Linked DNA regions of Homo sapiens: region 1 is linked to region 2. Evidence: read pairs that join two places in POLR2A ChIA-PET (ENCODE). Cell type or tissue: endothelial cell of umbilical vein. All regions are shown on one strand. Each heading gives the region's core, and the rest is flanking DNA. Links, peaks and the distances in the headings are about the cores only. Region 1 overlaps LINC02413 (long intergenic non-protein coding RNA 2413). Region 2 overlaps EEA1 (early endosome antigen 1).

Region 1 (15,711 bases), core at 3,821-11,820, 100 kb before region 2:
TGGTGGCTCATGCTTGTAATCCCAGCATATTTGGGAGGCCGAGGTGGATGAGTCACCCAAGCTAAAGAGGTTGACACCAGCCTGACCAACATAGCGGAACCCCGCCTCTACTAAAAATACAAAAAATTAGCTGGGCATGGTGGCGGGCACCTGTAATCCACCTACTCTGGAGGCTGAGGCAGGAGAATCGCTTGAACCCAGGAGGCAGAGTTTGCAGTGAGTCCAAATCGTACCATCACTCCAGACTGGGCAACAAGAGTGAAACTCCATCTCAAAAACAAAAAACAAAACACTATTAAGACTATTGTTTTTATTTTTGCTCATATCTGTAAAACAGAATTTTTCATGATGGCACTGATAAAAATATAACACCAAAACAAATGACACCTTAGAGCCCTTCATCATGGGTGCTATCAAATACCAGAGTATGAAATACATATAGTGCTATCAAATTAAAAAAAAATTGTACCAAGGGAACATAATATTTGTTGTAGTATAAAATAAATTTTAATGTTATAAATGTTTCTAAATGTATATAAAACTATAAGTATATCCTTTAAAATTATCTACGGTTAACAAATTGTATTTCTTGGGAAGAGCTCTTTTGTATTCTGACATTATGAACTTCCTACATTTTTGGTGTGGAAATATCCTTTCCTGTCTGAAATGATGGCAATGGTAGCTTTTTGTTATTGTTGTTATTGGCAAAATTAACAGTTTGGCAACTCTATGTTAGCTCTTTCTACTGCCTTGGGAAATTTTGCTGTCCTGAAAACTTAAAGTCTGAAAACTACTAACCTAGGAACGCTATTATTCTAAAATATAGGAGAATTAAATAAATGATTTTTAAAAATCCTATATGAATTAAAAACTCATTTGGCTGGGGGAAGGCTGGGAAAAAAAAAGAACTCAGAAACTTTGGCTGGTTTCATTAGTTTGTGTTTCACATAATCCACTGTGTAAAATTTCACTTTCTCCTACCACTTCTTTACTAGGTTATTTTATAAACACCAAATCTGAAAAGAACTGAAATTGTAGAAACTGGAATATATTATAGTTCCGTAGTATCATATATCACAACTCTTTAGAACATGTATTTTTCACTGAATGATACACTATAAAGGTTTGCTTTCATTTGTTGTCTGTGTGTTTGCTTTGATATTTTTGCTTTTGATGTCACATGAGTACGATGCATTAGTGAAATTTGCAAAATGTGCTCTGTAATAGTTGGGGTAGCTTCTTATGTTTGTATCAAAGAAACTAAGTTGATGAGAAATATGGAAATGTGCTTCTGAGTTTAGTAATTTTTTCCCTTACATTGTATAATGTAAGCAATAGACCCATTCCATTAAAGTGTGAAAATAATTTCCTCATGAATTCTGTATCAATGTGGGAAATTTTAGCATGTATGGTTTTACTATGCCTAGCTGCTCAAAGGCTGTCTAAGGAGGTAAAAATAGGCACTGGTTGGATTTTCCCTTCATTTCAGTCCATGCACCAATTCAAATGAATCTAATTTTGCCTGATTAGAAAGCAGATCCCCATCCCTTTACTCCATTCCATGCCATCTCCATTTCAATGAGCTGCGGAAGGGAAACACCATTTCTCTGACACTGACAGTTTCAGAATGAGACCATTTGCAGAGGCTGAGTGTTTCGCCCATAGCAGGTAGTTTTACATCAATTTGCATTAATAGCAAAATTGGAAGAAGTAGCTTGTTAGTATTTTCCTGCTTGGCCTGAAGACTAAAATATGCGATGTTGAGTCCTATACCATTTTGAAAATTCATTTCCCTTTGGAATATATGTGCATTCCAAAATTGACTCAGATTAGAGCTTTTACTGTTGATATTTAGAAACAGTTTGACAATGGCTGCTTAGATACAATGTGTTGCACTTATCCCAGTTTAATTTCAATTTTATTTTTATTGCAAAGAAGGAGATGAGAAAATGTCAGGTCTTAATTTGGAGTAGCTCTTTATGTCCAAGTAAACAGAGAGTAAATTCTTTATTGGCGTCGCTTCTTTCAAATAATGAAATAGTTGATGGAGATTTCTCTGTACATAACAGTGATTTGGCAAATATGAAAATGTTGGGGAGCTCAGAGAACAGTAGAAAAGGTCACGTGTGGTCGCTCACGCCTGTAATCCCAGCTCTTTGGGAGGCCGAGGCAGGAGGATCACTTGAGCCCAGGAGTTCAAGACCAGCCTGGGCAACATGCCAAAACACCGCCTGTACAAAAAATACAAAAATTAGCTGGGCATTGTGGCCCGTGCCTGTAGTTCCAGCTACTTAGGAGGCTGAGGTGGGAGGATCACCTAAGGTAGGGAAGTCGAGGCTGTGGTGAGCTATGATCATGCCACTGCATTCCAGCCTGGGTGACAGAGTGAGACCTTGTCTCAAAAACAAACAAACAAAAAAAAGGAGCCAAACATCTCAAGTTGATGAATACATGAAAATGTAGCATCAAGAACATTCAGAAAAGGGACATAGAATTTGGAGATGAGAAATAAATTTGCAGAAAATACTTCAAGACACCAAAAGTTCCCCAAAATTTTAAGCTAAAACTACATGTGTTAAGTTATTGTTAAGGAATAGAAGAGGTTAATATTTTTAGCAGGAAGAAACTATTAGCAAATCCACAACTTATACTTTTATTTATTCTTCCATTGTGAAGGATACACATATGTTAGCTTAAGTAGGATCTCCTGCCTTACACAATTTCACTGTGGAAAAAATAATATTGACCAAGCCTCTGATCCTGCCTGACATGAAATTGATGATACACATTTAGAATCATGGAATTTTTCAGCTGGAAAGCGCCTTTGGATGACAATTAAAGGCATTAAAAATGTGTGTCCTTCACACCAGTTTCATTTACAATAAGTAATCATAAATGCCACAAAGATAGAAAGTTTAAATAATTATACTGGACAATAGTGCAAATGGGGTCCTCGTTGATGAATGTATTAATTCTCTCTTCTACTAGTGGGTAAAGCTCTTCATAGAATTCTAAAATTTTTGATCTGGGCAACACTTTGGGGATGACTGATTTTGCACAGATGAGGAAACTGAAACTGAGATAGGAGAGTTGACAACATGAAAATCTCACAGCCACTTAGTAATAAAGCCAAGTTCAGCATAGAGAAAGACTGAGCTTTGTGCAAATAGAACATTAGGGCCTTTATTCAGGGAAGCAGCCTTCTTCCACAGACCAGTATGGACTCAGAGGAGGGTGGGAGACACAAACTCAGATAATAGTGAGAGACGAGGAACCCAGACCAGAGCTGAACCTTCTTTGAAAGGCTCTGTGGGAGACCAGAATATCTTCCCCAAAATATGAAGGATTGTTGAGCTGAAGATGCTCAAGAAGAAACAGGTACAGGAGAGGTCTCTGCCTCAATTTGTCCAAAAGGAGGACATAGATTTACAAAGGCAAAAAATATCCTGGCCACCAACCCCCGCCTTTTCCCTCAAGAAAAGTTTAACCACTGAAGACAGCTTTAGACCCTCATCAGCCTAGAGTCGGAACCAGAGGAATTTGCATTGGCAGGCTTTCCTAACTAGCGTTTATCTGCTGTTTGTTTGCTTTTCCTTGAGTTGCCAGCCTGCTCACAGAAACTCAAAAAGTCCTTTCTTGTTGTCTTGCCACTTGTCTAAAAATCTATTGTTCTTTGTTGAAGATGCTATATATAAACTGGAACTTAAAGCCACCTCTTTGAAAACTCATTCTCTGGATGTCCCCCATGCGTGTATAAAATATCCATATTAATAAACTTCTGTTTTTCTCCTGTTTGTCTGTTGTGATGGGTCCGTTCCAACTAAGAACCTGTTGGAGGTTATTGTTACTTCCCTGCAGCTCTTTCTTGTCTGTGTGTGTGTTCATCGTCTCCTTGGTAAGAAAGAACTGTTAACTTAGATCAGAAACTCACAGAATATGATTTGTAACTCGTTGTATATAAAGGATCCTAAATGAACTGTTTCGAAACCCAGAGACAGTATGCCAGAGTGGCCAGGACCTTGGGCCCTGGATGCCAATTGTCTGGGTTTGGTTGTAGGGTGAGAGAGCGGAGAAATCGCCATCCAAACCCTTGTAGGTCATGACAAAGTTTTGTATTGTTATCCCAAGAGCTTTGGGAATTCACAGAGACGAGTGTGTTCCAATTCACATCCAAAAAGCTTATGTGAAAAACCTCTGTCCATTACTAGTTGTGTGAATTTGGGCAAGTAATTTATCCTGTCTGTGCCACGAATTCTTCATGTAAAATGACACCCGCCTTTTACTGTTGCTAGGATAATTAAATGAGATAATGTTTTAAAATGCCCCAAACAATGCCTGGAGCACAGCAGGCTCTCAATGGACTCTAATGGGATTCAGCTCTGCATTTCCCATAGTATGACCATGTGGGCATCATAAGTGGTAAAAGAAAGAAAAAGAAAACACCCAAAGGGAATATAAAGGTTGCTAATAGAAAGAGAAGAAAAGATGTGGAAGTTGAGAAGGAGAAGTTACAGTGGTCTATAGACTCATTCCAGGATTGGTGCGAAGTAGGAGATAAGTGGCGGAGAGGCTCTGGGTTTTGAAATTGGACTTCAGAGACCTCTCACTTTTAATCTACAGCCCTTTGAAATGCTAGTCATGCATGAACAGCATCCTATGCACTCCAGCACTAATAAATTTTTCAGCAGCTCCACTTTGAATTGAGCCTAATATCTACAGCACAGTTATTCTCTGAACCATAAGAACAGTGATCACAGCAAACTCACAGTGAGGGAAGATTTGCTCAGTTTGGCATTTGAAGCTTGCTAAAACCTTGGCTCAACCTGAATCTAATTCATACAGCTCCCTAACCTAAAGGATGCTTAAAACATTTTCCTGGCTCAATATCAAGCCCAGGCTCCCTAAGGCAGCCAGTCACCACCTCTCTCTTCCATGTCATCTCACTGCTCCTGGCCTTAAACTTCGTGCTCTCATAGCAACCCTGAGTGACCTGGAGGCCCTCTTTCTCCCTACACACCAGTACATTTTCTAACCAGTTTCTTTGCTCAGAAGTGTCCTCTCCCCGCCTCGCCTGCACGATTGCACGTGATTCCTACTCACCTCCACCAGGAAGCCTTCTCTGATGCCTCTGACTGGGAGAGGTACCCCTCTTTGCATAGCCTGCTCCACACATCATGTTAGAGTTCCTGGTTCCTCTTGATGACTCTGGGCTCTTTGTATCCACAGTATTCAGTGCCTGGCTTAGAGAAGGCTGTTGTTATCATGAGCGAGCCCTTTGATCCATGTAAACCGCTCACCCTCTGTCCCAGGGCTTACCATTCTTACTGGGATATGTCCCCTGCATTTTCAGAATGCCTGAAACTCTTGCTCGGTGTATTGTGTGCCTCTTTGTGTCACTGTGTATTTTGCTATCTGTTTAAGCCTTTCCCAAACACAGAGTATTTGGGAGAAAGACAGCAAGCAGCTTTTCCATCTCTATCCTCAAAACTTTAATTTAATGGCCAAACACATGGAGGTGCTTGATAAATAGCTGTCAGTAATGAGATGTTGATTTCTGTCTTCACTCTAGCTTCCACCCTTTTCCCATCAAATCCCACTCATCCTTAAGGTCTACCTCTTCCATGGACTGTTGCTTTTATTTTTCTTTAGAACACTTAGTCATTCACTGTACTTCACTTTTGGCTTATTATATTCTTATTTATTTATTTATTTATTTATTCTGATACAGGGTCTCACTCTGTCAATCATGGCTCACTGCAGCCTCGACCTCCAGGACTCAATCAATCCTCCCGCCTCAGCCTCCCAAGTAGCTGGGACTACAGGCCTGTGCCACCATGCCCAGCTAATTTTTGTATTTTTTTGTAGAGACGAGGTTTTTTCATGTTGCCCAGGATTTAACTGTTCTGTGTATGTACATAAGGTATCTCATACAAAGTTGTTTTTTTTTTTTTTTACAAAATTGTCTGTGTCTCATATTCTTTTGTAGCACTCTCCCCTCTGATATGTAAAATCATTTTCCTTCTTAACCTTACCAGGTTGAGATGAACAGGAAAGGACATCATATAAAAGCAGGTGAATGCCTTGTGTATACACGTTTGGGAAAATATGAAGTGTAGGTCTGGTGGGTTTGGGGAGTGATAAGGAGAAAATGAAACTAAAAGGACATTTTATAGAAGCATATTTAAGGATTAGCTGCTTAAATAATTGTTGTATTCATTAGCTTAATGAAAATGCTGAAAATACCTCAGAAAGGTGGAATAAAATGGGTCAAAAGTAAGAAAGACAAAAACATTAGTTTGGCTAAAGAGGGCAGTGCTGTGTGGTGGTCAGACCTTTGGTGTTAAATGAGCTGAGTTCCATTCCTTGCTCCTCCATTCACCATGAGACTTGGGCAAGTAACATCATTTCAAACCTCTGTATATCAGTAGTCATTTCAAACCCATTGTATAACAGGGCTGAGAGTACCTACCACATAGAGTTATTGCAACAATTACATGAGCTAATGCAGATTAATTCAAAGCCTGAGACAAATTAGCTTTTATTTTATTTTATTTTATTTTGGAGACAGGGTCTCGCTCTCTCACCCAGGCTGGAGTACAGAAGCATGATCTCGGCTCACTGCAGCCTTGACCTCCCAGCCTCAAGCAATTCTCCTGCCTCAGCCTCCCAAGTAGCTGGGCCCACAGTCATGTGCCACCACACCTGGCTAATTTTTATATTTTTTTGTACAGATGAGGTTTCATGTGCTGCCCAGGATGAGCCACTGTGCCCGGCCAAATGAGCTATTTATGATGATCATAAGGACACAAGATAAGGGTAAGGATGCAAGAGATTGAAGTGTAGAATTACTGTTGGTCACCGGGGGTGGTGGCTCACACCTGAAGTACTAGCACTTTGGGAGGCTGAGGCAGGAGTATTGCTTGAGGTAAGAGTTCAAGACCAGCCTGGGCAATTAGCAAGACCCTGGTCTCTACAAAATATTTGAAAATTAGCTGGGCATGGTGGCATATGCCTGTAGTCCCAGCTACTCAGGAGGCGGAGGTGGGAGGATCCCTTGAGCCCAGGAGTTCAAGGCTGCAGTGAGCTATGTTACCACCACTGCACTCCAGCCTGGGTGACAGAGCAAGACCTTGTCTCTTGAAAAAAACAAAAAAGAAAAAAACTATTACCATTGGTTAGTAATTAAGGAAGCAAGAGGCTTTTCATATGGAGCCAGCTGGGACCACAGCTACTTGGGGAGCTGAGGTGGGAGGATCGCTTGAGCCCGAGGCTATGGTAAGCTGAGATTGCACCACTGGACTACAGCCTGAGTGGCAGAGCCGACTCTGTCTCTAAAACAAAAACAATAGTACTTACTTAACAGAACTACTGGGAGACGTAAGAGGTATAATAATTGTAGAATGCTCTTAGCGTAACATCCATCATGCAGTAATTGCTCAATAATGTTAGTAAAATCTCCCAATGAGAAAGTTCAACATTATCTTCAACTCTTCTTTCTTGCTCCAGAAATCCAATCAGTTGCTACGTGCTGATGATTCTGATTCTGGCCCTGCAGTATCGCTTGCATGCACCTCCTCCTCCCTGTGCTCACTGCTGGAGAAAAGAGAACCTTGGCTGATGATTTATGGATCTACAAGTAATCGAAGCTTAACTGCCACAAAAATAACTTTATCCAGTCCTCCCCCCCTCCCCTGCACCTTCTCTAGTTAGCGCTGTAAGAACTTGGTTGCTCAGGTGGAAGGCATATAGATTGTATTGTATTTGAATAGCTCCCCAGGTAGCACAGTAATGTCTCTGCACTTGATTAAATAAGTCAGGTCAATTTTTCTGCAAGTTTTCCTCCATTGCAGCACTAACATCCACATTTAATTTGTTGCTTTATTTAACACCATCATCTGCTTTCAGGGCAAAATAAATAAAAAGGAACAATGGCCGGCCAAGGTGGCTCATATCTGTAATCCCAGCACTTTGGGAGGCTGAGGAGGGTGGATCACAAGGTCAGGAGTTCAAGACCAGCCTGGCTAACATGGTGAAACCCTGTCTCTACTACAAATACAAAAGTTAGCCAGGCACAGTGGCACGCGCCTGTAGTCCCAGCTACTTGGGAGACTGAGGCAGAAGAATCGCTTGAACCCAGGAGGCGGAGGTTGCAGTGAGCCAAGATCATGCCGCTGCACTCTAGCCTGGGTGACAGAGCAAGATTCTGTCTCAAAAAAAAAAAAAAAAAAAAAAAAAAAAGGAACAATTTGCCAGAGGAAAACCAGTTAGCTAAACCTGCTTTGCTTTGGCCAATCCCATGTTATGTGTCAACTGTCTCATTACAATTTGTTTATTTACAGGGAAGCCGCCAGTGTCTAAGATGTAAGGCATTCAGAAAATTGTGCAGATGATGGATTCACAGTACCTAGAATCCCCATGACTCAGTTTTCCACAAATGTGCTATTTGGGGAAATGCACACAGATCAGCAACTATTCACTTTTGCTGGCAGCACAAACATTGCTGACACGCACTCTTCCAAATTGCAAGCAGTTTCCACAGTGAAAACAATGAGAACAGAATCACAGCATTAAACAGTTGGCCGGGAATTTTAGAGATAACTTAATCTACCCCTTTGTTCTGGACACAGTCCTGTTTTAAGCTGTTTTGAATAGATAAAAAGTCCATGTTATTTTAATAGGTCTTCATCAGTAACCGTCTTCAAATATGACCACTCTCCAAATTAGACAGTAATTCCTCCAGTCTGGACCAGACAGTAGGGTTTCCTAGCCCAGAGCATTTGTCGACTTTCTCTTGTTGGTAAACAGCCAATTTCAAGGGTTTACCCATCTCTTCCCTGTATGTCTCGGGATTAAATTCTGATCTGTCTCAGCTTGCCAGTGACTGGTTTGGAGGGGGAAAGTGACCCAGTTCTGTGAAATAAAACCGTGGCAGGTCAGGCAAGGGGAGCTCCTAGATGCTTTTCTTGCTCCTAAAAGAAGACCTGTAGAAAAGCAGGTCATAGCTGCCATAGCTCCCTTGCCTCCATGAAGAGAACCAGCCAAAGATAAGGCCATCATAATGATGGTGGCAGAGCACAGATATGGAAAAAATATGGGTCTTTTTTTTTTTTTTTTTGAGACAGGGTCTCCCTCTGTCACCCAGGCTGGAGTACAGTGCCACAATCTCCACTCATTGCAACCTCTGCCTGCCAGGCCCAAGTGATCCTCCCACCTTGGCCTCCTGAATAGCTGGGACTACAGGCTCATGCCACCATGCCCGGCTAATTTTTGTATTTTTTATACAGACAGGGTTTCACTATGTTGCCCAGGCTGGTCTCAACTTCCTGGGCTCAAATGATCTATCCACCTAGGCCTCCCAAAGCTCTGGGATTATAGGCATGAGCCATTGTGCCTGGCCAGAATCTGAGTCTTTGATAATATTATTGAGACGCTGAATCAACCAACCTGAAACCACCCTACCTCAGAATTTTTTTGCTATGTGAACTAGTAAAATGTCTTTAGTGTTTATAGATTGATGACTAGAAATCAGTGGCTTTTTTTGTTTTTTTTTTTTGGTTGAGAATTTTACTGTAGAATGACATTCAAGATTCCATTCACAGGTAAAAGTCATTCCAGAGAATGGAACAATATTTGACATGCAAGCATTTAAAGAAAGGAGAGGTAAACAGTGGTAACTACTTCGGATTCACTGAGACCAAGCGTGCCAAGCTAAACATTCCTTTTTTGATAGGATTAGTAGATTACATGCCGGAGGAAGTCACCACCATCACATATTGGATTTCAGCAAGCATTTGATAAAATTGCTTATAATATTTTGGCCAATATTGGATGGAAAAATATTGAGGAGATGATGTAGTGCTGAAGAAAGACAAGATGCTGAGGAAGACAAGACTGGTTAACAGATCATGGCATTTTAAAGGTACAGTGACAGCCTTGAAAAAGAAAGAAATTCTGTCATTTGCAAAACAGAGATGGACTTAGGGAACATTATGCTAAGTGCAATAAGCCAGGCACAGAAAGACAAATACTGTATGTCTTCACTTATATTTGGAATCTAAAACAATCAAACTCATAGAAACAGAGAGTAGAATGGTGGTTACCAGAGGCTGGGGGCTGGGGGAATGAGGAGTTGATGGTCAAAGTATACAGCCTCAGTTAGACAGGAGGAGCAAGGTTGTGTTTTGGTTTGGTTTTGAGATAAATTGCACTGCGTGGTGAAGGTAGTTAATAATCGTGTATAGTACTTTTCAAAATTGCTAAGACAGTAAATTTCCAATGTCTTCACCACAAAAAAAAAGTATTTGAGGTGATGTATATGTTATTTAGCTTGATTTAATTACTCCGCATTGTATTCATAAGTCATAACATCATGGGCTGGGCCTGGTGGCTCACGTCTATAATCCCAGCACTTTGGGAGGTCAAGGCGGTAGATCGCTTTGAGCCCAGGAGTTCAAGACCAGCCTGGGCAACATGGCAAAACCCTGTCTCTACCAAAATTACAAAAGCTAGCTGGGCTTGGTGGCGTGCACCTGTAGTCTCAGCTACTCGGGAGGCAGAGGTGGGAGGATTGCTTCAGCACGGGAGACAGAGGTTGCACTGAGCCGAGATTGTGCCACTGCACTCTAGCCTGGGTGACAAAGCCAGATCCTGTCTCAAAAAAAAAAAAAGAAAAAGAGAACCATAACATCACTTTGTACCTCATAGGGATAGAAAGGGGGTGATCCCTTTTCTCCCCATCCTGAGGGTCCAAGCTGACACTCCTATAAAAAAGGACAGGTTAACAAGAGAAAAGCATACAAATTTATTTAATCATAGTTTTATATGACATGGGAGCCTTTAGAATGAAGACCCAAAGATACAGGTAAAACCATCCATTTTTATACTTAGGTTCCATGAAGAATGGACCGCAGTGTAGAACTGTGTTTGGACAGAAAAGGTATAATCTTATGGAAATAGACCGAGTGGGGAATCCCAGCAAGGCCTGTCTGTTAAGGTTCTTCCTGGCCTCTCTGTGCAGCTGTCTTCCTTCCAGGTATGAGGCAGAACCCTTTTTGGAATGAGTGTCTTATGACCTATCGTTAAACAATGTAAGTCAGAGATTTCTTTATGGCCAGGTCTTACACAGGAAGGTCGGGGAGTGGCAGGAGGTTAGAGTAATGTTTTTAGGTTTTATGGCTGGCTTTGAGGAACAGGAGTTCTAGTTTCTATAACACACCTTGGGGAAGAAGGATTATAGTTTTTATGGCTAGCCTCGGGGGAGACTGATGGGCCAGAGACAGGAGGGAAGGAGAAGGTCAGAGAGAACTTGCTTCTGAGGCTACCTCTGAGGCCTTCACTTTGGGATATTGTTTTCTGAGCCACAACAATCTCATAAATATATACAACTATAATCTGTCAATTTACAATTAAAATAAATTTTAAAAAATAAAGATACTGTGACAGGTAACAAACAGATACATGGTTCAGGCAAACAAAGAGGATGGGGGAGGTTGGCAAGTGTCTAATGGGAATGGTGGGCACACTAATAAGTGGGCAGTGTACTTGAGTCAGGAGCAAATGGTAGTCCTCGGCAGGCAAGAATGGGCACCACAGAAAGATGGACAGGCCACAGGCTTGTAATTTTAGTATTGGGGTATGGGTGGGGAGAAGTCTCTGCATGAGGATATATGCAAAATGGATGAAAAGATCCCAAGTTTAAACATGTTTTTAAAAAAATATAAAGGTACTCCAGTTAGAGAATAATGGGGATAAAAAGCAGTTTATTGAAACGGTAATTTCAGAAAGCATTGGCCAGGTGCAATGGCTCATGCCTATAATCCTAGCACTTTGGGAGGCCAAGGCAGGAGGATCACTTGGGGGCAGGAGTTCAAGACCAGCTATGAGTTTGGGCAACATAATGTGACATCATCTCTACTAAAAACAAACAAACAAACAACAACAACAACAAAAAAAAAACAAAAAAAAAAAACATTAGCTGGTTGGTGTCGCACATGCCTGTGGTCCCAGCTAGTCGGGAGGCTGAGGCAGGAGGATCACTTGAGCTGGGGAGGTCGAAGCTGCAGTGAGCTGTAATGATGCCGCAGCATTCCAGCCTGGGCCACAGTTAGACCCTGTCAAAAAAAAGAAAAAGAAAAAGAAAAAAGAAAGGGTCACATGCATGGCAGAAGCTCGGCTGTTAGCCCTAAGGGCCAGCACTGTACAAGGAGGAATCACAATCCTGTGCTGAGTTCTAGATTTTTGGTCTGGAGACCTTCAAATTCTGAGTATTATCCCTAGACAAATGGGGGAGACCACGCCCATAGAGAGAAGTCAGGTGGCCTAAGCTATAGAGAGGAGGGATACAAAGGGAAAGAATCAGGAAGTGCCTTATCCCCACGTAGGGTCAACCAGTAGGTCTATACCAGCTTTGTGGGAAAGCTCTTAATTATTTGTCTGAGAGCTTTGTCTATGACTCTGACCTATTCAAATAGTCATTATGAACTTGAATGAAAACAAGGATATGAAAATAAAATTTGTGAACAACACAGAGTTAGAGAAAACCTTTAATGCATTGGCTTCAATAATCAAAAAGTTGAGTGTAGTTAAACCTGGATAAGATTATCAGCTCCTCACGTGCCTTTTTCCAAGTTTGCAATAAAATACTAATGAAGACCAAAAAAAAGAAATCATAAAACTCAATTCACAATACCATATACTGAGACAATGTATGAGAACTGGCTTGTTGTGAGAATCTCAGAGGAATTTCCATGAATGGCAAGGCCAAGAGTGACTAACTGAAGGAGTTAAGTAGTGGATCCCATGTGCTGATGCAGGAAGCTTGCTTGAAAGAGTGTGTCTTGGCCGGGTGTGGTGGCTCACCCCTGTAATCCCAGCACTTTGGGAGGCCGAGGCGGGTGGATCACGAGGTCAAGAGATCGAGACCATCCTGGCCAATGGGGTGAAACCCCGTCTCTACTGAAAATACAAAAATTAGCCGGTGTGGTGGCACGCATCTGTAGTCCCAGCTACTCGGGAGGCTGAGGCAGGAGAATTGCTTGAATCCAGGAGGTGGAGGTTGCAGTGAGCCAAGATCACCCCACTGCACTCCAGCCTGCCAGTGGAGCGAGACTCTGTCTCAAAAAAAAAAAGGAAAAAAAAAAAGAAAGAGTGTGTCTTTCGCCTCTGCTTTCTGCCTCTGAATCAGAAGCCCAAGACCAATCTCTACCAGAAGCATAAACAACTTCAGGTATTTAGCTTAGACTGTGTGTGTGTGTGTGTGTGTGTGTGTGTGTGTGTGTGTGTGTGTCAGAGAGAGAATTTTTTATCCTCTCCATCTAGTAAGCCAGTTTTGTGCATACCATTTATCAATGTATTTTTTGTTTCACCAAGGTTTTTTTTTTTATTATTAATAATGGAGATGGGGTCTCACTATATTGCACAGGCTTGTCTCGAACTTCTGGCCTCAAGCAATCCTCCCTCCTTGGCCTCTCAAAATGCTGGGGTTACAGGCATGAGCCACAAAGTTTTGATGCCATCTCTTTCATAAATCAATATCATGTGGTCTGTTTCTGGGTTGTTTCTATATTCTGTTCCATTGTTTTATTGTCTGTTCCTGGGCATTATCAAATTGGTGGTGGTGTTTTTTAATTACCCTGGTTTTGTTACATGTCTTAATATATGGTAGCCAAATTCTCCATTTTCCCCACTTTTTTTTCTGAAAGTTGACCTTTTTCATGTAAATTAAGTAAGTACCTCTGACCCCCAAATTTTACTGGGATTTTGGTGAGAATGGTATTAAAAATCATAGACTAGTTTGGAGAGAATGAGAGTCTTTGCAATGGTAAAGAGTCCCCACATGAGCATGCCTTCTGTCTGCATGTATTCTTTAAGTGCATCAGGACCATCAACCCAAAGTGTTGTACAGGGCCTGCTGCATCACCTGACAGGCTTTGAAATGTCAACGCAGGCTCCGCCCCACCCCCGAGCTACCGAATCAGAATCTGCTTTTTAAACATCCCCAGGTTATCTGGAGGTACGTTAAAGTTGGAAAAATACAGCTTTCGTAGAATTTTAAAGATTTCTTCAAGAGAAGCTGGGCATTTTTGTTAGGTTAATTCCTAGGTTAATAGAGCTCAGAAAGGCCTCTGGAACTCTGCTGAACTCTATTCACAATTCTAAACAGATTCTGCCAATTCTCTTGTGAGTTTTCTGTGAATATTTATATCATCTGTAAATAATGACAGCTGAGTCTCCTGACTCTCTTTCTTCTGATCTTTTTGCTTACTTATGTCTCTTGATCAAAATTCCCAATATTACATGGAAGAAAAGGTAATTTAAAAGGCCTCATAGAGGCCGGGCATGCTGGCTCATGCCTGTAATCCCAAAATACTTTGTGGGGCTGAAGCAGGACTGTCTCAAAACAATTTTTAAGACAGAACAAAAAAACAAGAGGCATCCTAGCTCATTCTCAACCTTAAAGGAAATGCTTCTAATATTTACCCAAGAAATGTTAAATTTGCTGCTGATTTTTGGCAACTTAAAAAACTTTTTATCTATTACTGGCTTTGTAAACACCTTTTTCAAAAGTTCACAATTGATTCTCATATATAAGAGAAAATCGTGTGATTTTGTCCTTTAGTACATTAAGGTGGGCTGGAATTATGGGAATGAGCCACCATGAGCCAAACATGGCTCATTAACATGGGCCAAGGCAGAAGCACAAAGTTTCTCAGGGAGATAAATTGCTCTTATTAGATGAGCTTGATAAGTATTTGGAATAAAAGAATACATACCATGGCTTCTAAGATCAAGTGTGAAAGAATACATACCATTGTTTTTTTCCCATGGTTTTTTGGTTCAATAACCTAGATAAACTTTGAAAATGATTTGTAGAGATGAATATCCTCAGCCATCCCTCATGCAGCTATTTCCATGGTATGACATGGCAATTACCTCACGGTCAAGTTCTACTTTTGTTTATTGTATCAAAACCTGATGCTCTCGACCAGGTGCGGTGGCTCACACCAGTAATCCCAGCACTTTGGGAGGCCGAAGCAGGCGGATCACTGGAGGTTAGGAGTTCGAAACCAGCCTGGCCGACATGGCAAAACTCTGTCTCTACTAAAAATACAAAAATTAGCCAGCCATGGTGGCAGGTACCTATAATCCCAGCTACTCGGGAGGCTGAGGCACAAAAATCGCTTGAACTAGGGAGGTAGATGTTGCAGTGAGCCGACATCGCGCCGTTGCACTCCAGCCTGGTCGACAGAGGAACATTCTGTCTCAAAAAAGAAAAAAAAAAGTGATGCTCTTAACTTCAATCACCACCCCTGTATAGGTGTGGTGTAGAAGACCCGGGCACAGCAATTTGATATACTACCCCCGTGCACGATCTTTTCTCTATAGTTAAAAATTCTGATCCGTAAAGCCCAGTGTGGTTTACAGTTGTGTGTGGACTGAATGGAAGCCGCTAGTCCAAAGGACACCCCATTGCTGAAATGTAATGTGCCAAGCCAGGATTGTCTGTTCTCTTGACGCAAAGCAGCTTAGCAGGGTCCTTGGCAGTCAGGCATCAGTGGGCTCTTCTCAGTTGACTGATTATGACAGTGTTGCTTCTCAGTTCCCAGTGTGCACGTGTGCTTTGCGCAGTGGTTCTTGGTTCTGCAAGAATCCACTGAAAGCCCTTGGTATAAAAATGAAAAAGAAAAAAAGAAGACTCATGCTATTTCCGGA
Region 2 (15,711 bases), core at 3,168-11,167:
GACTTTGTGGTGCTCTCAAGGCATTCAATTAGATATATTTGGCAGGACAGGAAAATATGAATTGGAAACTCAGCAAAGGTCTGGATTAAAGTTAGTGTTTTATTATTTTCAGCAATGGTGTTAATGAAAATTAAGGGAGTAAATGAATTTACCTAAAGAGTATGTGATAAGCTAAGAGGTCAAGTATGAAAACTCCCTGGGAACCCCTCAATTACTTTACATGAATTTTTTTTCATGAAATAGTATTTGTTATTTGCAAAGATAACTTCTCGCTTTATCTATATGTTACGTTTTTAGCTCTTAATAGTAGAAAAGGGTTAGTGAGAGCCCTTTGTCTATCCATTTAGTATAAGGCTTGCATAATGTATTTAAAGCATTGTTCTTAAGGTCTGCATATAGTAAATGGCTTTTCAAACTTTTTGTGAAAATCTTTCTAATTTGTTTTTATGGTGGGATGCAGATGAAATAGAGTAACAAAATCAGTGTTGAAAGTTACATTTTATTTAATTTTTTTTTTATTTTGAGACAGAGTCTAGCTCTGTCACCCAGGCTGGAGTGCAGTGGCGCAATCTTGGCTCACTGCAAGCTCCACCTCCTGGGTTCATGCCATTCTCCTGCCTCAGCCTCCCCAGTAGCTGGGACTACAGGCGCCCGCCACTATGCCCGGCTAACCTTTTTTGTGTTTTTAGTAGAGACGGGGTTTCACCGTGTTAGCCAGGATGGTCTCGATCTCCTGACCTCGTGATCCGCCCGCCTCGGCCTCCCAGAGTGCTGGAATTACAGGCGTGAGCCACTGCACCCGGCCCCTAAAGTTACATTTTATAAGAAATCCTTATAGATAGCTTATAAATCCCCAAGGTTTTGAGTTGTATATTATTTAATTTCTAATACTTGTATCCTTTCCAGTTTTAGAAAGAATTTTGCTTAAAGAAAATTAGCCAGGGCCAGGCATGATGACTCATGCCTGTAATCTCAGCCCTTTGAGAGGCTGAGGCAGGTGGATTGCTTGCGCCTAAGAATTTGAGACCAGCCTGGGCAACATGGCAAAACCCCGTCTCTATAAAAAAAATACAAAAATTAGTCAGGTGTGGTGGCATGTGCCTATAGTCCCAGCTACTCAGGATGCTGAGGTGGGAGGATATCTTGAACCCAGGAGGCAGAGGTTGCAATGAGCCGAGATTACACCACTGCACTCCAGCCTAGGTGACAGAGTAAGACCCTGTCTCAGAAAAAAAAAAAAAAGAAAAGAAAAGAAAAGAAAATTAGCCAGGTGTGGTGGCACTCATCTGTAGTCCTAGCTACTCAGTAGGCTGAGGCGGGAGGATGGCTTGAGCCCAGGAAATTTGAGGCTACGATGAGCCATGATTGTGCCACTGCACTTCAGCCTGGGTCACAGAGTGAGATTTTGCCTATTAAAAATATATATATATATATGTCTAAATTATACTCAGTAAACAACTAGTCTGCAATAGATAAATCATTTATTTCAAAAAAGTTTTAGGTTGTTAAAACTTCTGTGACAGTGATATTTCTTTTTAAGATATTGCATAAGTAAACAATAACATTTTTTCTCCCAGTAAAGTGCTGTTCTTTCTCAAATTTGTGTTTGCTTCTTTGATAGTTTTTTGCAGAGATTAATGCGGTTTTATACTGATCTTGTAGTATGAATTTGTTTTTATTACCAGCAGTCTAGGATATCCTGTTTATTGCAGACATCTGTTCTTTTTTTTTTGAGACAGAGTCTCTCTGTCACCTAAGCTGGAGTGCAGTGGCGTGATGTCGGCTCACTGCAACCTCGGTCTCCCGGGTTCAAGCGATTCTCCTGCCCTGGGCTCCCCAGGGGATTACAGGTGTGTGCCACCACGCTCAGCTTTGTGTGTGTGTGTGTGTGTGTATTTTTAGTAGAGATGGGGTTTCACCATGTTGGCCAGGCTGGTCTTTAACTCCTGACCTCAAATGATCCGCACGCCTTGGCCTCCCATTGTTGGGATTACAGGTGTGAGCTACCACACCCAGCCAACATCTGTTCTTATTTGAAGTAAATACTTGGAATACTATGTATTTTTTTCATAATTTCAAATATTGATGTAATATTGTTATAATAAGAAATATATATTTGGTCTTTTTTCTTGTTTCTGGCATGGAGCTCCTAAAACTTGGAATTCCTTGAGTGATGGAGGTGAAAGGAATGTCATTTGTCATTCATAATAAGTACCTTTTGGCAATACCTGAGTTTATGCTAATAAGGTGATATTGATGGGCCCCTAGATAGCTTCAGGTTGGGGACTTGTTGCCATAGACACTAGCCACAAGATTAAGGCTATGGAACTTTCGACCCTACCCTCTGACCTTCAGGCATAGAGAGGGGCTAGAGATTGAGTTAATCACCAATGGCCAATGACTTAGTCAATCATGCTTACATAATGGAACCTCTGTAAAAACTTTAAACAGTGATTTTGGAGATCTTCCTGGTTGTCGAATGCATTCATGTGCTGGGAGGGTGATGTATCTCTAAATTCATGGGGACAGAAGCTCCTGTGCTTGGGAGCCCTGCAGACCTTCCCTTACATACTGTTTCATCTGGCTGTTTATTTGTATCCTTTAAGATATCTTTTAGAGTAAACATAAGTAAAATGTTTCCCTGAGTTCTTTGAGCTGCTATAGCAAATTATCAAACCTGAGGAGGGGAGTTGTGAGGGTTCCCGACATGTAGCCAAAGTAGACAAAAGTGTGGGTAACCTGGGGACCTTTTATTTGCTATTGGTGTTAGAAGGGGAGGGCAGTCTTAAGGGACTGATCCCTTAGTCTGTGAGGTCTGTGCTAATTCCAGATAGTGTCAGAATTCAATTAAATTGTGGGACATACAGTTGGTGGCTGCAGAGAATTGGTGTGGAAAACTCAAACATTTGTTCAGAAGTATAGTGAATAGAGAAATAGTTTTGTTGTAGCTGGTTTTCCTTTAGTTGGTCTGTTTGGTTGTAGCTACTTAAACATTAATGGTGAGTGTTTGATAATTAGAATTCTCTGGATCTTTTTGTCAAGGCCAAATGGTTTTTTAAAAATCGGAAAACTTTTGGCCAGGCATGGTGGCTCACGCCTGTAATCCCAGCACTTTGGGAGGCTGAGGCTGGCAGATCACCTGAGGTCAGGAGTTCAAGACCAGCCTGACCAACATGGAGAAACCCCGTCTCTACTAAAAATACAAAATTAGCCGGGGTGGTGGTGCATGCCTGTAATCCCAGCTACTCAGGAGGCTGAGGCAGGAGAATCGCTTGAACCCGGGAGGCGGGGGTTGTGGTGAGCTGAGATTGCACCATTGCACTCCAGTCTGGGCAGCAAGAGAGAAACTCCGTCTCAAAAAAAAAAAAATCAGAAAACTTTAAAAAGTAATATGACAACACTAACAAAAAATTATGGGTGGAAGTAGGTGGGTGGTTAATAAAATCATCTTAACACAAATCTCATCTATTCAGTAATATGAGGGGGAAAAGTAGCAACAAAAAAATCATCCTAACATAAAACTCATTGGTCTTATATGATTACCTTTTAATCTCTTTATGTGTATGTATTTTTATGTAATTGAAGTCATAATATATACAAATGTTGTATTTACCTCTTTGACAAATTCAGGATTTATATCATATACATTCTTTTCTTTCTTTTTGTTTTTTCTTTTTTTAATTTCTCACAATAGATGTATCATATATCATATGCATTCTCATTTTTCTTTTTTTTTTGAGATGGAGTTTTGCTTTTGTTGCCCAGGCTGGAGTGTAATGGTGCTATCTCAGCTCACCACAACCTTCGCCTCCTGGGTTCAAGTGATTCTCCTGCCTCAGCCTCTCGAGTAGCTGGGACTACAGGCACGTGCCACCACGCCTGGCTAATTTTTATATTTTTAGTGGAGATGGGGTTTCTCCTTGTTGGTCAGGCTGGTCTCAAACTCCCGACCTCAGGTGATCTGCCTGCCTCAGCCTCCCAAAGTGCTGGGATTACAGGCGTGAGCTACCGCTTCCGACTGCATTCTCATTTTTCTACATAACCTTCATGCTTTTATAACCTACACACTTATCCCATTAATTGTCAAGACTGTTGAACAGGCCGGGCGCGGTGGCTCATGCCTGTAATCCCAGCACTTTGGGAGGCCGAGGTGGGCGGATCACGAGGTCAGGAGATTGAGACCATCCTGGCTAACACGGTGAAACCCTGTCTCTACTAAAAAATACAAAAAAAATTAGCCGGGTGTGGTGGCGGGTGCCTGTAACCCCAGCTACTTGGGAGGCTGAGGCAGGAGAATGGTGTGAACCCGGGAGGCGGAGCTTGCAGTAAGTCAAGATCGCGCCGCTGCACTCCAGCCTGGGTGACAGAGCGAGACTCCGTCTCAAAAAAAAAAAAAAAAGACTGTTGAACAGTTACGTCGTAGTTTAGTTAACAGTTTCTTCATTTTGAACATATAGGTTGCTTATGATTTATAAGCTGTTACAAATAATGCTTTGGTTGGAATGCCCTCTCATCTCTACCTGGAAAAGCTCTGCTCAAACTTTGGGCCTAAACAGTGTGTGGCAGGATTTACAGCCTTTTTTTTTTTTTTTTTTAAGACAGAATTTCGCCCTGTTGCCCAGGCTGGAGTGCAGTGGCACAATCTTGACTCACTACAACCTCTGCCTCCCAGGTTCAAATGATTCTACTGCCTCAGCGTCCTGAGTAGCTTGGATTACAAGCGCCCGCCACCACACCCAGCTAATTTTTGTGTTTTTAGTAGAGACGGGGTTTCACCCTGTTGGCCAGGCTGGTCTCGAACTCCTGACCTCGTGTTATGCCCACTTTGGCCTCCCAAACTTCTGGGATTACAGGCGTGAGCCATCGCACCCGGCCGGATTTACAGCTTTTTAAAGAGTTTCTATTCATTGCAAGGGATAGTTGCCTTGCCCCGCTTACTAAGTTCTCACAGTGGGCCTGGCTTCTTGTTACCTTGCGCATCCAGGGCGTTTTTGGTTCTTATTACTGAACTTAGCTGCCTCTACCTGTTTTAGGTTCCAGAATCCTGGATACTCTATGTTTCCATTTTATTTTTGGTCCATTGTGTACCTTGTTTTTAAGATTGGTTCCATCTTAATAATATTTGAAATTCTTTTTTTTGTGGAGACAAGGTCTTACTCTGTTGCCCAGGGTGGAGTAAAGTGGCATAATCACAGTTCACTGCAGCGTTGACTTCCTGGGCTCAAGTGATCCTCCCACCTGGACCTCCCAAAGTGGTGGGATTACAGATGTGAACCATTGTGCCCAGCCTATCACTTTAAATTTTTAGCATAAATCATTCCAATCCCATTCTTTTTGCAAAATAAAACTTTTATAAGTGAAAAAGTTAGAATGCTTTATATGCTTTATTTAGGGTTAGTGTTATTGTTTTTGGGCTTCTCCTTGAAATAAAGGAATTTTAGTGGCTTAAAAATAGAATAAGAATGAAGGCTGGGTGCGGTGGCTCATGCCTGTAATCCCAGCACCTTAGGAGGCTGAGGTGGGCGGATCATCTGATGTCAGGAGTTTGTGACCAGATTGACCAACATGGAAAAACCCCGTTTCTACTAAAAATACAAAAAATTAGCTGGGCATGGTGGCGTGCACCTGTAGTCCCAGCTACTTGGGAGGCTGAGGCAGGAGAATCGCCTGAACCTGGGAGGCAGAGGTTGCAGTGAGCCAAGATAATGCCATTGCACTCCCGCTTGGGCAACAAGAGTGAAACTCCGTCTCAAAAAAAAAAAAACAAGAAGTTCTTAGATAATTTAACAGCAATCATGAGGAGTATATTTAAAATATGGACATCAAAAACCCCTGACTTGTGAGGGTTTCCTTGTTTTTTTCTCTGTTTACTCCCCATGCCTCTTGGGCTTTACTTAGGTATATTTACTAGGATTATTGTAGGCAAATTTGAGAAAGGGTATTTTTGGTGATGATAATAGGTTTATGTAGAAGTACCTTATTTCAGGTGGCCATGGTGGCTCACACCTGTAATCCCAGCACTTTGGGAGGGTGAGGCAGGAGAATCACTGGAGCCCATAGGTTTGAGATGAGCCTAGGCAACATACAGAGACCTCATCTTTACAAAAATAAAAAAAAGTACAATATTTCTTTGAATTGCTTACTTCGGCTCAGTCAAGGAAAACCTTGGTGAAAAGCCATCTGGCATCTGGAAAAATAAAGGAAACAGAAATGAGGAAAATACAGTTCTTTGGAAGTATAACTTCCTGTTTCCAGTGTCTTTCATTGTTCTTAATACCATCGTAGTGTGAAGTTATTGAAATGTTAATGAATCAAAAATGAATTTCTAGTTTTATAGAACGGTTCTTTATATTAAATATCCAGTTTAGGCTGGACGTGTTGGCTCGCGCCTGTAATCCCAGCACTTTGGGAGGCTGAGGTGGGCGGATCAGTTGAGGTCAGGATTTAGAGACCAGCCTGGCCAACATGGTGAAACCCTGTCTCTACTAAAAATACAAAAATTAGCTGGACGTGGTGGCGGGCACCTGTAATTCCAGCTACTGGGGAGGCTGAGGCAGGATAATCACTTGAACCTGGGAGGCAGAGGTTGCAGTGAGCCAAGATCACACCATTGTACCCCAGCCTGGGTGACAGAGTGAGACTGTGCCTCAAAAAAATAAAACAAGACAAAAAAAAAAAACAACTACAAAAAAAAATTTAAATGCTCTTTTAAAACATTTTCGCCATTTACTTTTTGCCACATCCATGAGTGTATCATTAAATCCAGAGCTGGCTTTTATTTATTTATAAATTCATGTCTCAATTATATTATTTTGGGAAAGAATTTTGCTTTGGTGTTTGCAGAACTGTAGCTGATATTAAAACAAGAAAATTTTGTGGGCATTAAATGTAAAAAAAAAAACACACAGTAAAGACATACTCTGGATAAATTTAGACAGTTTTAGAATGTTAGATTTTGGGAAAGTTTAAAGGGACTGTAGAGACTGAGGCCTGCTCTTCCATACTATACTAGGAAATCTGAGATTCCCTAGGCTAAGAACAACTTGAGGACTTTATTTCTGAAGGCCATTGAATGCCTTTAGATAAGTCGAGGGGAGAAATCTGAAATGAGTATATCTCCTGTATCAGTGATAGCTAAGGATACGTCATTGGAAACAGTCAGGGTGCTAACTACCATTTTAAAAATATCATTTGACTTTTGGTCCCTTTTGTTGTGATTCCTTGTTTCTGCAAAGCTGGCTAGGATCAGCATAGTAGGTTTTAAAAAAAAAGTCCTCAGTGACAGACTTTAGGAATCTCCAGTCTCCCAAACATGTCACTAAAGACTTGAACGTTCATCACCAAATACTCAAGATGTGGAAGATAAATTCCACCCAAGGGAGAATGGAAGTTCACCCTCTGAAGAGAAGTTTGGAATCATTATCAGAGCCATTGGAGGAGACACCCAAGAGTCATGTGGCTGAGGTTTCACAATATCCTGCTGTGCCTCCAGTCCAGAAAAGAAAGCTAGATCAACTTCCAAAAAAGCATAGGCATTTTAGGAAGATTGTAAGGACAAAGAAAATGAGAACGAGCAAGAGGAAGGAGAAAGTAGAGGCCCACTGCACCCTCTCCCCTAATTCTTCCAACACCTTTTGTCCCACTACAAAGTGAAGAGACCAGATTAAAAGCTGACCCTATTCAGTGCCCAGGAAGATGATCCTAACTTTCCCAATGAGGACAGATTACAGTGTCAGCAGGATGAATGTGCCTGTGTAATGCATCAGGAATGTCAAATCCAGCCCTCTGAGCTCTCAGTGACTCAGGAACCCAGGCCTTCTGCCATGACATCCTTGGCATCACTGCTTTGATTATTTCACAAGCTTTGTCTGCTTGTCTAGAAAGTGGAAACCTCCCAGAAGAAGGGTCAGCGACCACGCTGAGGCAGGAGGTAGTGCTCAGGCTCCAAGACCTGGCAATAAAGTGCAGCCTCTCTAAAGCCTGTAGCAAATTGAAGTTAGGCTGAAGTGAGATTTGATCTAGATTGGTGGTATCTAAAATTCATGTTTATTTCACTCATGTATTCAGTTGGCTTAACCTTCTCTGACTTCTCTGAGGATGAAAGCCTTACAATTTCATCATTTCGGGTAGTGGGTACTGTCTCCTGGTATCGACAACCAAATGGAGACCCCTCATATCCAGCTCCTCTCATTTTTTTTTTTTTTTTGCCTTTGGCCAGAGATTCATTTTGCATTCTTCATCTTTAGTACTTTATTGAAATTCTGCCACTTTCTACCTGTTTTGGATAAGCCTTGGTGTGGTGGTTGCTACTATTCTTGGACAGGATACAGTTATTGCCTCCTCCATCTCTAAACAATGTTTGTGGTTTTTTTTTTTTTTTTCACTCATGAGTAAGATACCTGTCTCTTTCTGAAGTGTGCCTCTGATGTTCTCTAGCCATCTTTATTGAAACATAGGCTGGATGCAGTGGCTCATGCCTGTAATCTCAGCACTTTGGGAGGATGAAGTGGGAGAAGGATCACTTGAGCCTAGGAGTTCAAGACCAGCCTGGGCAACATTCTGAGACCCCTGTCTCTAAAAAAAAAAAAAAAAAAAAAAAAAAAAGGGAAAAAAAGGAAAAAAAAAAGAAGACATAGTTACACAAGTAATGTTCCTTCTTCTTTTTTTTTTTTGAGATGGAGTCTCGCTCTGTCACCCAGGCTGGAGTGCGGTGGCACGATCTCGGCTCACTGCAACTTCTGTCTCCCAGGTCCAAGCAATTCTCCTGCCTCAGCCTCCCGAATAGCTGGGATTACAGGTGTGCACCACCATGCCCAGCTAATTTTTGTATTTTTAGTAGAGATGAGGTTTCACCATATTGGCCAGGCTGGTCTCAAACTCCTAACCTGAAGTGATCCACCCACCTCAGCCTCCCAAAGTGCTGAGATTACAGGCGTGAGCCATTTCACCCAGCCATAATGTTCCTTCTTTGTCATTCTTTAGTTGACAGAACCTCACAGAACCCTGAGTTCTTCTGAGAATCCTAAAGAACATAAGTACTTTAAAAAAGGTTCAAGATCATTTTATTTCCCCTTTGTCATGGCATGCTAGGTTAATACTCTATCCAGAATATAAAATAAAAGTTTAATCTTATACCCTTCTTTGAGGAAGTATGTTTGAGAAGAGTTTGGGAATTTCTCTGTAGCTTTAATTACTGGTTGTTATTTTGTACTTGTTCTAGTTTCCTGATTTATATAAAAATTATACAAGTATATAGGCATACTTGTATATAGGCATATCTTGGAGATATTGCGGGCTTGGTTCTAGATCACTGCAATAAAACAAGTATCGCAATAAAACGAGTCACATAAATTCTTTGGTTTCACAGTGCATATAAAAATTATATTCACGGCATACTGTAGTCTATTAAGTGTGCAATAGCATTATGTCTAATAGATACTTTAATTAAAAAATATTTTATTGCTGTAAAATGCCAACAATCGTTTGAGCCTTCAGTGATTTGTAATCTTTTTTCTTTGATGAGACAGAGTCTCGCTCTGTCATCCGGTCTATAATGCAATGGTGTGATCATAGCTCGCTGCATTTTTGAATTCCTGGGCTTAAGTGATCCTCCTGCCTCAGCCTTCCTATTGTCACTGGTAGAGGGTCGTGACTGCAAGTTGTCCAGATTCTTGGCGTTTTGAATAAAGAATTGGACAAAACGCCCAGCAAAGCAAAGAAAGAATGAAGCAACAAAAGAACGAAAGCAGAGATTTATTGGAAACGAAAGTACACTCCACAGTGTGGGAGTGGGCCTGAGCAGCAGCTCAAGGGCCTGGATACAGCATCTTCTTGGGTCCAAATACCCCCTAGACGTTTCTGATTAGCCACTTCACGCTCACCTCATGTAAATGAAGTGGTAACCCACATTCAGTCTGATTGGTTGCAGAAAACAGCCAACCAGAGGCTGAAGTAAAGTTACAAAGGTCACACTCCTGTGCAAACATCTGATTGGTTGCAAAAGGCAACCAATCAGAGCCTAGGGTAAAGCTACACAGTTATACTTCTATGCAAATGAAGACTTGCCCACAATCAGTCTGATTTGTTGTGGATAGCCAATTTCCCATCTGTGCAGAAAAGGTCAAAGGAAAGGTCAAAGGGAGTAGCCTGTGGTCCTTTTGTTACTTAGGTGTGGAAAGTTAGGGTTTTCCTTTCAATTTAGTTCTAGGAAGTTGCCATGAAACAGCCTTAGTTTCCTTGCCTCCAGACCCTATTCTCCTGCCTCACTGGTAGCTGGGACTACAGGTGAACGCCACCACGCCTTGCTGATTTTTGTATTTTTTTGGTAGAGATGGGGTCTCATTATGTTGCCCAGAGTGGTCTCAAATGCCTAGCCTCAAGCGATCCTCCTTCTTTGGCCTCCCAAAGCACTAGGATTACAAATGTGGGCCATCTTGCCCAGCTAGTCATAATCTTTTTGCTTGTGGAAGGTTTTGCCTCTATACTGATAGCTGCTGACTGACCAGGGTGGAGGTTTCTGAAGGTTGGGATAGCTGTGTCAATTTCTTTTTTTTTCTTTTTTTCTTTTCTTTCAGTGGTGCGATCTTGGCTCACTGCAACCTCCACCTCCCGGATTCAAGCGATTCTCCTGCCTCCCTCCTGAGTAGCTGGGATTACAGGCACGCACCACCACGCCTGGCTAATTTTTGTATTTTTAGTAGTGACGGAGTTTCACCATGTTGGTCAGGCTGGAGTTGTGGCATTTCTTAAAATAAAACAACAATGAAGTTTGCTGTTTTGCTTTGATTAACTCTTCTTTTCATGAAAGATTTCCCTGTAGCATGCTGTTTGATAGCATCTTACCCACAGTAGAACTTCCTTCAAAACTTGAGTCAATCCTCCGAAAAGCTGCTGATGCTTTATCAACTAAATTTATGGAATATTCTAAATTCTTTGTTGTCATTTCAACAGTGTTCACAGCATCTTCTCCAGTAGCAGATTTCATCTCAAGGAACCACCTTCTTTGCTCATCCCTAAGAAGCCATTCCTCCTCCATTAAAGTTTTATTGTGAAAATTATCAGTCATGCCAGGCGCGATGGCTCACACCTGTAATCCCGGCACTTTGGGAGGCCGAAGTGGGTGGATCACGAGGTGAAGAGATCGAGACCATCCTGGCCAACATGGTGAAACCCTGTCTCTACTAAAAATACAAAAATTAGCTGGGCGTGGTGGCACGTACCTGTAGTCCCAGCTACTCGGGAGGCTGAGGCAGGAGAATCGCTTGAACCTGGGAGGTGGAGGTTGCAGTGAGCTGAGATCACACCACTGCACTCCAGCCTGGTGACAGAGCAAAAGTCCGTCTCAAGAAAAAAAAAAAAAAGAAAATTATCAGTCGCATCTTCAGGCTCCACTTTTAATTCTAGTTGTCTTGCTGATTCCACCGTATCTGTTCTACTGGAGTCTTGAACCCCTCACAGTCATTATGAAGGTTGGAATCAACTTCTAAACTCTTGTTAGTGTTGATATTTTGACTTCCTCCCATGAATCACAAATGTTCTTAATCACATCTAGAATGGTGACCTTTTTAGAAGGTTTTCCACACACTCTGCCCAGATCTGTCAGAGGAGTCACTATCTATGGTAGTTATAGCCTTACAAAATATATTTCTTAAATAATAAGACTTGAAAGTCAAAATTACTCCTTGATCCATAGGCTGCGGAATGGATGTTATATTAATAGGCATGAAAACAACATTAAACTCCTTGTATGCCTCCAGGAGAGCTCTTGGGTGACCAGGTGAATTGTCAATGAACAGTGATATTTTTGAAAGGATTTTTTTTTTTTTTTCCAGTGGCAGCTCTTAATAGTGGGCTTAAAATATTCAGTCATCCAGCCAGGCACAGTGGCTCACACCTGTAATCCCTGCACTTTGGGAGGCTGAGGCGGGTGGATCATGAGGTCAGGAGATCGAGACCATCCTGGCTAACACGGTGAAACCCTGTCTCTACTAAAAATACAAAAAAACAATTAGGCGGCCTTGGTGGCAGGCACCTGTAGTCCCAGCTACTCTGAGGCAGGAGACTGAGGCGGGAGAATGGCATGTACTTGGGAGGCGGAGCTTGCAGTGAGCTGAGATCGGGCCACTGCACTCCAGCCTGGGCGACAGAGTGAGACTCCGTCTCAAAAAAAAAAAAAAAAAAAAAAAAAAAAAAAAAAAAAAAATTCAGTGATCCATGTGGTAAACAGATGTGCTATTAATTAGGCTTTCTTGTTCTATGTATAGAGCGCAGAGTAGCATTAGCGTAATTCTTAAGGGTCCTAGGAATTTCAGAACGGTATAAATGATCATTGGCTTGAACTTAAAAGTCATCAGCTGCATTAACCCCTAACAAGAATTACCCTGTTCTTTGAAGCTTGGAATTCGAAGCTTGGAAGCCCAGTATTGATTTCTCTTCTCTAGCTATAGTAGTTACAGATGACATCTTCCAATAGAAGGCTGTTTTTTTCTGAATTGAAAATCTGTTACTTAATATAGATATCTTCATCAATTATCTTAGCTAGATCTTCTGGATAACTTGCTGCAGCTTCTCCATGATCACTTGCTGCTTCACTTTGCATTATTATGTTATGGAGACAGCTTCTTTCCTTAAATCCCATGAACCAACCTCTGCTACCTTCAAACATTTCTTCTGCAGCTTCCTCATCTCTGTCAGCCTTCGTACAATTGAAGGGCCTTTCTCTGAATTAGGCTTTGGTTTAAGGGAACGTTAATGGCTGGTTTGAACTTATATCCATGTCACTAAAACATTCTCAGCAATTTGTGCTCTTATCATTTGTGTGTTCACTGGAGTAGCACTTTTAATTTCCCCAGGAACTTTTTCTTTGCATTCACATTTGGCTGTTTGGCACAAAGGCCTAGCTTTTAGTCTGTTTCAGCTTTCCACATGCCTTCCTCATTAAGCTTAATCATTTCTAGCTTTTGATTTAAAGTGAGAAATGAGCAGCTCTTCTTTTCACTTGAACACTTAGAGGCCATTATAGGGTTATTAATTGGCCTAATTTTAATATGGTTGTGTCTCAAGGAATAGGGAGGCTCAAGGAGAAGGGAGAGAGACTGGGAAATGGCCAGTGAGTGGAGCAGTCAGAACACACACAACATTTATCAATTAAGTTGGCCATCTTATATGGGTATGGGTTGTAGTGCCTCAAAACAATTGCAGTAGTAACTTCAAAGATCATTGATCACAGGTCACCATAACAGATATGATAATAATAAAAAAGCTTGAAATATTATGATAATTACCAAAATGTGACACAGAGATACAAAGTGAGCACATGCTTTTGAAGAAATGGCAGGAATAGACTTGCTTGATGGCAGAGTTGACACAAACTTTCAATATCTAAAAAGCGCCACATCTGCAAAGTGCAATAAAGAGACACACAATAAAATGAGATATGCCTGTAAATAAATGTGCAAAGTATCTGCATGAGGAAAAAAAAAGGAATGCTGGCTATTAAACTGGAGGTTTGCTTATCTTTAACATAAAACATTTTTTTCAAGATAAAAGCAATTCAAGTATGGATCTAAAATTCTGAAAAAAAAAGTAGCAAAATGAAAACTGAAAAAAATAAAAATGAAGATTCCTGTCTTGCTACAGAAATCATTATTTGAATTTTGGAATATTTCTTTTTAATCTTTTTTCTTATATCAGTAGTTTTTATATATAATTTAAATCATACTGTGTATATTTTTCCATTGTATATAGTTTTTATAATCATTTTGATGAATATAGCATTATGAATTCATCCTTATTTGGATTTAGGTTGAACATTTAGTAGTGATGTACAGGATGTTCACATGTTGAGGCAAATATGTAGTGAGGTGTTTTGAATCTTGGGTGATTGAGGGGCATTTCAGTGGAGATGTCTAACAGAGAAGCAGTATTGGTTAGTGATTAAGAGCCACACTGCTCTAATTAAAATCCCTTCTTTCATTTATTACCCATCTGACCTTGGGCAATTTACTTAGTCTCTATGCCTTGGTTCCCTCATTTGTAAAGTGTGGATAATGCTAGCATATACCATATATATTTTTGATGAGTATTATTGAGTCAGTTTTTGTGCTCTAAATCTCTTTTTACCCAGTGTTTTACTAGGTTTCAGATTCATCCAAAAAGCAATTTGATATAAAAGTAACACCTAGATTTTAATGAATGATAATGCTAAGTGATAAATGGTACAGGGGGAAAAGACCTTTAACCCTCCAAAATGTGTCTCTGATGGTGTCATATCAAGTATTGGAGCTGGATGGTAATGATTGGTTTGAGTGGTAGGTGATGGGGACTTGATAACTTGGGCTGCATTGGTCTTTTTTGCACCACTTGAATCACTGTAGTTTTAGTTTGTGTAGAAAAGAGACTATTGCCGGCTGGGCGCTGTGGCTCATGCCTGTAATCACAGCACTTTGGGAGGCCAAGGTGGGGGGATCACTTGAGGTCAGGAGTTCGAGAACAGCCTGGCCAACATGGTGAAACCCCGTTTCCACTAAAAATACAAAAAAAATTTAGCTGCACATGGTGGCATGTGCCTGTAGTCCCAGCTACTCAAAAAAAAATTAGCTGGACATGGTGGCATGTGCCTGTAGTCCCAGCTACTCAGGAGTCTGAGGCAGGAGAATTGCTTGAACCCAGGAGGTGGAGATTGCAATGAGCCAAGATCGTGCCACTATGCTCCAGCCTGGATGACAGAGTGAGACCAGCCTGGATGACAGAGCAAGACTCTTGTTTCAAAAAAAAAAAGAAAAGAGAAAGCATTGTCAAAGGAATCAGAAGATCTGCATTTTAGTTCTGCATCTTCTGATTTTTTTTGCTTTAACTTGGATCTTGAGAACTTTCTGATTTTTTTTCTTCTTCCTTGAACTTGCATCTTGAGGACTTTCTGATTTTTGCTGACAGTACAATGGTGGACTGAGCGTTATGGCTCACACCTGTAACCCCAGCACTTTGGGAGGCGGAGGTGGGCAGATCGTTTGAGCTCAGGAGTTTGAGACCATCTTGGGCAACATGGTGAAACTTCGTCTCTACCAAAAATACAACAAATTAGCTGGGTGTGGTGGTGTGCACCTGTGGTCCCAGCTACTTGGGTAGCTGAGATAGGAGGATCGCTTGAGCCTGGGAGGTGGAGGTTGCAGTGAGCCAAGATTGTACCACTGCACTCCAGCCTGGGTGACAGAGCAAGACCCCAACTCAAAAAACAACCAAAACAAAAGAGTACAATGGTGAACAAGTCACTTCCTGCTTTAAATCTGTTTTCTTCTCTACAGAGATAACATCCATCTTACCTGTCTTAAGAGATGTCATTTTGATTAAATATGATGTTTTGTGAAGGTGACTTGAAGACTTTGTAAAGTGTTGTATACATTTTGTTTAAAGTGACTTAAAATGAGAGAAATGCATATATAGAGATTTTGATACAGCATTAGGTACACTCTTCCATAAATGATACTGTTAGTACTGTTATTATTGTAAAGACATCTACTTTTCTTATGTGAAAAGGTTTAGATTATTAAATGGCCGATGAATATATTGTTAATGTCTGCTTTGTTTTTTTTTCCTCCCTACTGTTTGTGTTCCAGACTCCTGGGAGAGTTGGCTCTCAAGGTTCTGATTTAGATTCATCAGCAACTCCTATAAACACAGTGGACGTCAATAATGAAAGCTCTTCAGAGGTAT

What was found. Peaks named below come from ENCODE experiments on the same cell type or tissue, not always from the same donor. Only the 100,000 strongest peaks of a DNase experiment are listed, where the experiment ranks them.
Region 1: POLR2A ChIA-PET joins it to region 2 with 12 read pairs; 3 of 35 experiments call an interaction of 5 or more read pairs at or near these places.

Annotation. Positions count from the first base shown.
Region 1 is chr12:92,995,619-93,011,329 of GRCh38, reverse strand. LINC02413 (long intergenic non-protein coding RNA 2413) reads right to left here. Exons shown (of 4, transcript XR_945212.3): 2 at 7,357-7,593; 3 at 5,101-5,236. LOC643339 (a long non-coding RNA gene) reads left to right here. Exons shown (of 5, transcript NR_040096.1): 4 at 6,732-6,816; 5 at 7,507-7,572. Among named protein-coding and RNA genes, the nearest start is that of LINC02413, 13 kb to the right of the region's middle. RefSeq lists an enhancer at 3,054-3,363. In endothelial cell of umbilical vein, for the core only: no CTCF peak of the experiment used is centred there; DNase peaks (open chromatin) are centred at 8,469 and 9,739; H3K27ac peaks cover 1,986 bases.
Region 2 is chr12:92,891,625-92,907,335 of GRCh38, reverse strand. It overlaps EEA1 (early endosome antigen 1), which reads left to right. Exons shown (of 29, transcript NM_003566.4): 2 at 15,615-15,707. Among named protein-coding and RNA genes, the nearest start is that of EEA1, 30 kb to the left of the region's middle. In endothelial cell of umbilical vein, for the core only: no CTCF peak of the experiment used is centred there; DNase peaks (open chromatin) are centred at 6,195 and 7,815; H3K27ac peaks cover 1,548 bases.